2 separate regions of the Homo sapiens genome follow, and region 1 is linked to region 2. The links are chromatin loops, found by intact Hi-C in ENCODE. Cell type or tissue: HepG2. All regions are shown on one strand.

What was found. Hi-C counts contacts between places; a loop is a spot of excess contacts. Peaks named below come from ENCODE experiments on the same cell type or tissue, not always from the same donor. Only the 100,000 strongest peaks of a DNase experiment are listed, where the experiment ranks them.
Region 1: a loop joins it to region 2, with 3 times the contacts of the local background. A loop is called at or near these places in 2 of 110 quality-filtered maps.

Annotation. Positions count from the first base shown.
Region 1 is chr16:78,198,826-78,203,825 of GRCh38, reverse strand. All of the region lies in intron 5 of WWOX (WW domain containing oxidoreductase), which reads right to left. Among named protein-coding and RNA genes, the nearest start is that of WWOX-AS1, 40 kb to the left of the region's middle. RefSeq lists an enhancer at 3,440-3,734. In HepG2, no CTCF peak of the experiment used is centred here; DNase peaks (open chromatin) are centred at 2,915 and 4,295; H3K4me3 peaks cover 465 bases.
Region 2 is chr16:78,132,392-78,137,391 of GRCh38, reverse strand. All of the region lies in intron 4 of WWOX (WW domain containing oxidoreductase), which reads right to left. Among named protein-coding and RNA genes, the nearest start is that of WWOX, 35 kb to the right of the region's middle. RefSeq lists an enhancer at 2,355-2,524. In HepG2, a CTCF peak has its summit at 2,411; DNase peaks (open chromatin) are centred at 2,151, 2,381 and 3,271.

The DNA of each region.
Region 1 (5,000 bases), 66 kb before region 2:
AGTAAAATGTGATTCATCTGTCACGACCACACCAGTGAGGAAAATAACTAGCACGCGCTTGCCCAAGACCTTCTTGAACATTGAGCCTCATTATTTTACCTGCTCCCCCATCCCTTCCGCATCTAGTTTTATGCTCTCACCTATCCATAAATTCCTCCCCAGTTCTCCTCCCTACCTGTGGTCGCAAGAATGTTAACTGACATCTCTTGATCTTGCCTTCATCTTGCAGACGGAGATACGGTCTTCTTGTCAACTAAAACAAGTTTGCCTAATTATATTATTGAATATGTTTTATTTCTGCCAAGAAAAAACATATCGAATATCTCCCCATAAAGACACAGAGAATTTTGCCTTTTCCGTCATAAACTTCTATCCAAATACACTCAAAATATTTATTATACAACCTAACAAATTTCTCTTCTCCATTGAAACATATTTCCCTTTTGAATGAACCTACCCATCATTAAACTTGCTTAATATTGATTTGTCCCAGAACATGAACCAGTGCTGCAGTTTCCCAGTCATCTTCCCCAGTCATCTACTTGGGGCCCCCCAAACCATTGCAGGATGGGCAGGCAAAGGTGGGTCTCTTGATTTTGCACTAAGTCCAACAGAACCACAGTGAGGTTAAATGAACTCCGCCAGGCTCTGCAGTTTCTCACCTGTTCCCAGGCCTCTTTCTTCCCCACCATCCAGCCTTATGGCCTTTACTTGACCTCCCCTTTCTAAAGACACCAGTTCAAGGATAGGCTGAGGCAGGATGTGATTGTGTTTTGTTTTCCCACTATAATCCAGACAGCCTAATTCTATTCCCTTTACTTCCATAGTTGGCAGACAGCCTGTGCAGGAACTGGTACTACTGAAACATGTTTTTATTTTCTGTTTTGACCTTCTCAAATCAGTTATAGTGCTGAGGACAAAATAATTGCTCATTTATTCACCTATGCTGTTCCAAGAACTATTCCAGGAATTCTTTTCTACATGGAGCATTTAAAAAGACAAAAAAAAAAAAACCCACCAGGCAATGAAAAAAACAAAAAATTGCAAATATAATGAGAGGTTGAGCTATTTTTTAAAGTGGGGACACAGTACAGAGACAGAGAACTGGGAGGACACTCTTTTAGACAGGGTATAAATACTGCTGACAAATGGATTCATTCTAAGTTCCTGGTACTCCAGTCGAATGAAATTTCTTTCCCAATGAAATTTTATTTTTAAAATGTTAAAAGCTGAAATACATGCACTTACAAAAATGTTCCCCAAACAGAAAACTGATCTGACAAACAGATCAACAACCAAGTCAATGAATGTGATGGTTACAACCGAGGTCTACATGGCTTTTTTGAGATTCAATTCTTGAAAAGGTGACCAACTTAGCTATGTTCCAACAACCTAAGGCTTAAAATGGATAAAGCCAGATCGACGGAATTTAAGAAACCTGACCAGCTACGTACCTGGAAAAGGAAGGGAACAGAAGGATGAGGCATGGGCCAAGGGTTTGGAGAACCACCCTTCATTCCTTCCTTTCTACCAGAGGCCTCATGGTCATGGCATGTTGCACCAGGACCAACAACTCTTCCACGTCAGTAATCTGAGCCCAGCCTAGAAAGGAAGATGGGACAACACTGTCCCCAAGACATTACTGGTCTGGAATCAACTAGGTTTGTGGGGAGTACAGGAGCCATGTCAAAATTGTTCCCTTATTTAGCAGGTTTTCAGCCAGATTGCAAGTCCAGGATGGAAGAAGCTAGTAAAAGTTTGGGAAAGGAAAGGGGTGGTTACAAGTAGAGTTTAAAGAGGAAAAATCAAAAACAAAAGGAAGGCTGGGTGTGGTGGATCACACCTATAATCCAGGATTACACTTTGGGAGGCCGAGGCGGGTGGACTGCCTGAGTTTAGGAGTTCGTGACCAGCCTGGGCAACATAGCAAAATCCCGTCTCTACTAAAAATACAAAAAATTAGCCAGGCATGGTGGCACGTGCCTGTAGTCCCAGCTACTCAGGGGGCTGAGGCAAGAGAATCACTTGAACCTGGGAGGCAGAGGTTGCAGTGAGTCAAGGTCACACCACTGCACTCCAGACTTGGTGACAAAGTGAGACTGTCTCAAACAATAAATAAATAAATAAATAAATAAATAAATAAATAAATAATCCAAGGAATGCCCAGTGAGGGGACTGGGGGTCTGGGAGAGGGGTAAAGATGAGCTTAAGGGTGACTCAGAAATAATCCCACAAACACAACCTGGTAGGCATGGCTGAGGTAGGACTCTCTTCCAGAAGGGACTAAATTGTTTTAGAAAACTATAAATATCTACTTCTCTCTTGCCTCTTTTTTCAACCTGCTACTCATTTATTTGGTTTTGCCAAACATTTATCATTTCAGGTCTTAGTTATCAACATTTTAGACTTAGAATACAGTCTTAGAATAATCAAGCCCAAATCATTAATACCTTCCGGTCATGCCTCCTCATGCTTTCAATATTCTCATAAGCTTAATAAGTTTTCAATACAACCTTAGCCTTTCCACATTCCCCACATAATAATGTTATATTAATTTGTCTTCTCAAAAAATAAGTGTCTTAACAGACAATCATTTTGGTTCTTAGTTGAAATTCCTTCCCTACTTCAACGATCACAGAAGAAAAGGAATACACTGCCACATTAATGAGTACATTTTAACACCTTAAGACAAAAACATTTTATTTAGGTGTTTCCAAATAGTACAGTCCCTTCTATCCAGGGTGGATTAATACGAGCATAGTAAAAGACCAGAAATGGTCATATTCTCTTCAGCTCTATGTTCCTTATAACTGCTTCCATGAGAGTAAAGAGACTTGCTATGTCTATTTAAAAGGCAGAAGTAAATGTTTACCTTTCAATCAAAAGCTTTTCTTCTGTTTGCCGTCTGCTGTGCACCCATACCCTCTCACAAATAAAAATGAAAGGAATTTTTAATTGCATGAATAGAATTTGGGAGTGATGCCTGTTTTCCCCTCCAGCACAGCCCATCGTGAATGCACACGTGCAAAGTGCTTCCACCCAGGGTCCAGCACATATAACCGAGTGGACGGGCCCAAGACAGAACTTGGTGACACTTTCTATAAACAGACAGGTTCACCTTGGGCAAAGGCACCACACTGTAAAATTAATCCAGCTCTACAGATAACAAAAATTCCCCAGGGCCTAAAACAAGGAAGTCAGATCTGCCAGTATGTGGATTAACTGATTTAAAAAAAAAAAAACTCAAGGGAAAGCACAGTAATAATGATGATATTAAAAATTTTTGTGATACTTTATGGTGTAATGGATGCTCTACTAAGCACCTGGACAAGACCAGTGTGAGCCCTCACAACATTTTACATGCTGGGAAACTGAGGCTCAGAGAAATCAGACATCTAAACCAAACTTTTTTTTATTCCTTTTCTCTCTTTTTTATTCCTTCCTCCTTTCTTTTCCTATTGTTGTAAGAGCGAATGCCCCAACCTTTATAGACATCCACTTAAAGAACTGTCAGCAGGGGGAAAGGAATTAAAACAAACCCAGACAACTAAGCAGTGAGTCACGTGAAAATCAGAAGTCGGGCGAGGAATTTTTAAGCTGCCTACTACGTGCAGAGGAGATCAGGGTCAGCGGCTGAGGCAACAGTCAGCAAACATTGCTCCTTCCAGTTTTACAGCTGACTCAATGTCTGGCCTTAGAAATCTCTTGGCGACACTCAGTAACTTAAAACAGGAGATATAAAGAAATGCATTATTTATTTCCTCCCTTGCCATTCCTACAGCTTTTGAAAGAAAATTAGGTTGCACATTGACTACCAGGTCCTTGGTGATTTCTACTGAAGCGATCACCTTTGTGGCTCCATACATAAATATTTTTCCTACTAGGAAATGGCTCTTCTTGCATACATTAGTGTTTTCCCTCATACCATTGATCACTCCATCCAACAGCCTGCTTAGCCTGTCAATGACTCATTGACAGTGAAATCTACAGACATAAATGCCATCAGCTGCTGGATTCTGACAAGAGAGAAGAGGGATCTTGGAGTCTGGAACTCAGCCTAAGAGAGACATTCACAAATGTGATTTTTTTTATGGGAAGGGGGTAGGATGTCATGTATATGTGACACAGACGTCTGAATAAAAGAAGATCATCTACGCAGGCTCAGAAATAACAGGTGAGTAGCACTAAGGAGATTTAGAACCTGTACCCTTTAAGCTGCTAGTGAGCGAATGGCATGCCACAGTGCTAGCATCTGGTAGAGCATAAAAAAGAGAAGAGCCCATGAGAACACTGGCTTTCCTGGGTAGTACAAAGGTCATGATGCCGGATCCGCAGAGCAGGAAATACAACACAGGGAAAGATTAGTTGACCCTTGGGTTAGAAATTTCTAGATGGCCCTAGTGATGAACATATTTATTGCTTCTCATATTTTACAGTCAATCCATAGATAATACATGGGAGTTTTTTCGTTGTTGTTCTTAGTTTGTTTGTTTGTTTGTTTGTTTGTTTGTTTGAGATGGAGTCTCGCTCTGTCACCCAGGCTGGAGTGCAGTGGTGCGATCTGGGCTCACTGCAACCTCCGCCTCCTGGGTTCAAGTGATTCTCCTGCCTCAGCCTCCCGAGTAGCTTGGATTACAGGCACGTGCCACCATGCCCGGCTAATTTTTTGTATTTTTAGTAGAAACGGGGTTTCACCGTGTTAGCCAGGATGGTCTCAATCTCCTGACCTGGTGATCCATCCACCTCAGCCTCCCAAAGTGGGATGCATGGGAGATTTAATTATGGCTACAGAGTGGAAGGTGAATGTTATGGACCATGATAAGGCAGAAGTATAAGTAGCAGAAGTTACGGGTGAAAGGGGAAAAGAAGAGGTAGAGGGATTGATCAGGGTACAAACAGCCTCTTCTTATGAGAAAGGGAGTAAAGAACTCCCAGAGCAAAGAACTGTCCAGAGCAATTTGAGCAAAAATGGAAACTTACATGTATATATACCATTACAT
Region 2 (5,000 bases):
TACAGATGAGGAAACTGAGACTCCGGGGTGAAAGATACTGTGCCAGGCCCCAGAATTGGCAAGCTGGAAAGCATAGACGTCAAAACAGCACGTCTAGTTATCGGAGGGTGAGGATTCACAATCCAAAAGAAAACTAGGGGGTGGACACACATTTACGTTGCAGTCTTATTTCCCAAGGCGTCATAATTTTCATCACTCTCTTATTGGTTGCAGGAGGAAAAAGGCATCTTCTCCATTTCAGATGTGTCTTTCTGGGTGAAGGGATCTCCATTTGCGTTAACATCCCTGACCCCCTCTGCCACTCACTTATTCCTGCTCAAGGGAGCTGATCCAACTTATGTTGTGAATGGTATGTGAATGGTAATTCCAGGATTGAGAACCGGGCACACGCAGCTCTGCCTCTCCTCTCCTCTTACAGAGAGCACACACCCTGCTCTCCTGCACTGTCTTGAACATGCTGCATGAATGGGGTCTGCCCTCTGCGAAGGTCTGGCCTGACCTAGCACTGACCCATTACCCTGTCTAATTGTGGTGGTCAGGATTAGAAAGCCCACCAGCTCACACAGCTATACATATTCTCCAGTATCAGCTTCATGAATGACTCAGGTGATGTTTTGGTCTTCCATTTGCCTAATGGGTGGTCTTACTGCTCAGTTAGGTAGTAACTTGGGAAAGGGAAACTGTGTTATTTGATAGACCTCTTAAAACCCAAACATCTCTTTACAGGTTAACGAACCAACCTGTGCTTAGATTTCTCTAGTGAGAGTAAAAAGCTCTACGTTCCTCAAGTCTCTGTAATTTAAGAATAACACGGCTACACATTTCATTTCAGTTTGAAACTCATAAACAGATGTGATATGACAGCACTTTATTAGGTTTTGTCCTCTAGATTTGAAAGAGCTCACAGGCCCCATGATGAAGACTAGATCCAGTAAGGTCTAAAGAGAGAGACATGACTCAATGAACACCAAAGCAGACACCCAGGAAACAGCATCCTTTGCTCACCCTGTCCTGGGAATCAAATAAGCCTGTTATGAATCTGAATGTATATTACAAGCAAATACTATTTTTCCAGCTACACGTTCTTCCTTGTTTCACTGTATCACAATAATTTTTTAAAAGCATAGGGATATCATGAAATCCCTTGCTTTGTAGAAGATTCCATTATAAGAGTAATCATTATTGAACCTTTTAGCCCAGATGTAATTTCTTACATGTTACAACAAGTTTGGCACGCATTGTGAATTTCAGCCAAGGTTGATAAAGTTCAATAACTTGGCTAACCAACCATGTGTACTACTCATTATAGAAGTAATAAATAGATTCATCAAAATGGACATGAAAAAGCCATAAGAAAATCGGATGCCATTTCCAGCCTGCCTCATAAAAGCACCTCTTGGACTTTAATATAATTTTATATATAGTTATCACAACTGCCCATCATTCAACACCAGGCATCTATAAAACAATCACCCACCCACATTTGCATGCTGAATAAATTCCAGCTACAAAGGTGAATTCTCTATTCTAGACGTCTCAAAAGTCACATAGAGGTACATGTGCTTATATGTTCAACTCCCAAAAGGACTGACAAGTAAAAAAGGAATCACAGATCGACATGTCATTTTCCCTGCTATTATCTTTTTGAGTCAGTTTTAGTGGAAGGTGTTTTTTTTGTTGTTTGTTGTTGTTGTTTTGTTTTTTTTTCAGTAATACTGTCAGTCTAATTATTCTCATAGCCTATTGGTAATTGAAAAATTTAGTAGAAAGAAAAGAAAGCCTGATTTAGATAAATGTCATGGATAGAAAAAAGAAATCTAAGTTCACAGAATGGAAGAATCTCCTATGATTAAATGTGCAGAAGTCAGTAAAGCTGGCTTCTATAATAATATCTAAACAACATTAACAAAATTGAATTTAGAAGATTTGAATTGAAGATAACTTCAGCAACTGTATAGTTAAAAATCCAGATTCTGCCTACTGTACGTCTTTTATGCTTCTAAAAGGAAACTCAGACTCTATTAGACATTCAAGGAAACTAAAGCTTCCCCTCCTTCTCAGAAAGAAATAGTCCCTCACACTTGGTAAACCACAGTAGAGCTCTAGTGTCAAGCTCTAAACTAAACATGAAAAGGCACGTGGTACATTTCAAACACTGTCATGTGAACACTTTGCTAGGTAAATAACGACTCTTGAGTTGTTGCACGTGGGTGAGTTTTCTCTGCATCCCAAGACGGGAAGCCTGAGGGTGGAATCTGCATCCTCTATTTCTCAGCAAGGCCCCATCTTCATTTACAGGAATGGTGGGAGTCAGGTTTGTCTGTATTGCAGGGACTGCATTGTTATGGCACTGGGATTTTTCAATGCGCAGGTGACACCCTTTCTATCTGTGCATTGCTTCTGCCCTCTCCCGTTCTCACTGTGCCATCAGCACCATTTGTCACCAGAAATGTCCCCAGGCTTCAGTGAAATGCTTTCTTCTGGATTTTCTCTCTTGCGTATCTATCCACAGTGGGATCACCATATGACAATATTACCAATATCCTCACACTCTCCTGGTTCTTTTCACATCTAACATGGAGAAAAACATAGATCAAGCTTTCTAAAACCAACGTTATACTCTTAACAACAAGGAAAATATCTCCTGCCATTAATTGCAAACAACACCTAAATGATCCCAAGTTTGGCCAAATATTGTGAGTTTTTCACTTGCCATAAGCAGCTCATAACAACAGTGGAGTGCTTTATTTTCTCAACAAGTTAACAAATGCCTGATGTTTCCAAGAGCTTAAATACTATAATGGCAGATATTGATGTACAGAAATTAAAGTAAAATATGAAACTAAACAGAGAATGAAGAGATAAGCCAGAGGTGTGCTCTGAATAAAAGAAGTAATGAAAAGGAAAAATTTCATACCAATTGTCATAATAAAAACAAAGGCTAAAGGCAACTAAGAGAAGAGGGGCTCAACGGTTCCCAAAAAGACTTACAGAATAGGTAAAATTCAGCAGGCATTGCGAAGTATTCACTGCACCCAAAAAAAAAAATAGTCTTTGCAAAGTCTGTACTATTGTTGACTGCAATGCCCACCATTAAAAATATGGTTAAATTTCTAAAGAAAGACTTCTGACAGCCATCCAGAAATGCTATCAATAATAGCAGATAGCTTTCTATCACATGGTTTTAAAATAAAGCCATCCTGCTAGCATGTTGACTCTAAAATCCAATGCTAATATTTGAGCAACTAGTAAAGTCAACATTAACAATGTTTGCCATTTCTTATTCGTCACAAGGGTTAGTTCTCCTAACCAACATGAGAAACACAGACACATAGAGCCGTACCATACAAAAGCAATTCTTTAAGGAAACAGTCTAGGTACATTGAAGAAAACACATCTTAGGGATAATACCTGTGCAAGAGGCACAAAATCTCTTAAGAAGATGGAAGGCATCTACAGTCCATTGACTGTAAATTTGGAATCACTTATTTCTAAATGTGACAACTCTCTAATATTTTTCTTCCCTTGCAAGCTCAGCTCAGCCTTGCAGGTATCTCCCTTGCTTTTGTGAGCTAGCTTCCCCAGGATTCTACTTCTACGCATGACATGCAGTCTGGAGGTTCTAGCAGTCTGATTTTTCTATTCATTGAAAGTCATGAGCATTTGTTCCTCAGGGGTTAATTTGAAATTATTTCAGGCCAGGCATGGTGGCTCATGTCTGTGATTCCACTACTTTGGGAGGCCGAGGCGGGTGGATCACCTGAGGTCAGGAGTTCCAGACCAGCCTGGCCAACATGGTGAAACCCCATCTCTACTAAAAATACAAAAATCAGCTAGGCATGGTGGCGTGAGCCTGTAATCCCAGCACTTTGGGAGGCCAAGGCGGGCAGATCACTTGAGGTTAGGAGTTCAAGACCAGCCTGGCCAACATGGTGAAACCCCGTCTCTAATAAAAATACAAAAATTAGCTGGACGTGGTGGCACACACCTGTTGTCCCAGCTAGTTGGGAAGCTGAAGCAGGAGAATCTCCTTTACCCAGGAGGTGGACCTTGCACTGAGCCGAGATTGAGCCACTGCACTCAAGCCTGGGTGACAGTGCAAGACTCCATCTTTCAAAAAAAGTAAAAATAAATAAAATTTTCACTTTCAGGTACTTCTCAGTTTAAACATAACACGCGGATAAGGTTTTTTAAAAAGCATCCTTTGAAAAGTTAAATATGATTAAATTCTTCAATCCAAACAAGACTAGCTTTATAACCAGTAATACACGGCATGTAGAAGTCACTCCCTCAAGGTTGATGGTGAGATCTTAATTTGGCTAACCCTTCCATTTTACATAATAAGAAGTAAAAAGTTTGCTTGGAATTTGTAGATCCAAATACCATCCAGAAACATGACCGCTTTCCCTGCAGCCTTGACAGAATGTAAAATCATAAGCTGAAGTGACGATTCTCTACTTCATGTTCAAATACTGTGCTTTGCAGCTGCCACCCCATTTGAGAAGCTGGGAAATGGAATGGAGCAAATAAGAATTATGGCAATTATAAAACCTCCCTGGTATAGATTGTCAGATTAATAACCAGCATTAGCAGAGCTCAGCTACACCATCAGCACGTGAGAATCGAAGAGCCCAGAGCTACAGGGCTAAGTCGTAACAGGAGCAAAGCAAAGAAGCCAACTAAAAGAAACCCAGCCAGAACTGTAAAAGAAATCTGCCCACAAAATAAAATGGGTAAGGCTGCCACTCAGACTAGCTACTCATTTTTAGCACATACCATCTCAAGAGTACATAAACTGCTCAGGTTATAAGCATGGACTGGACATCAAGATACTGGATGACCTTTTAAAAAATCATCACATGGCCGCATACGTATTAACAAAAGGCAAGCAATGGAAGCGTGATTAATATAAATTACAGAAGAAGCAATTAAACTTGACCACAGATACACACATTTGTTCAAGCTGATGGTGACTCTGCACTCACTCCATACCTACTGTA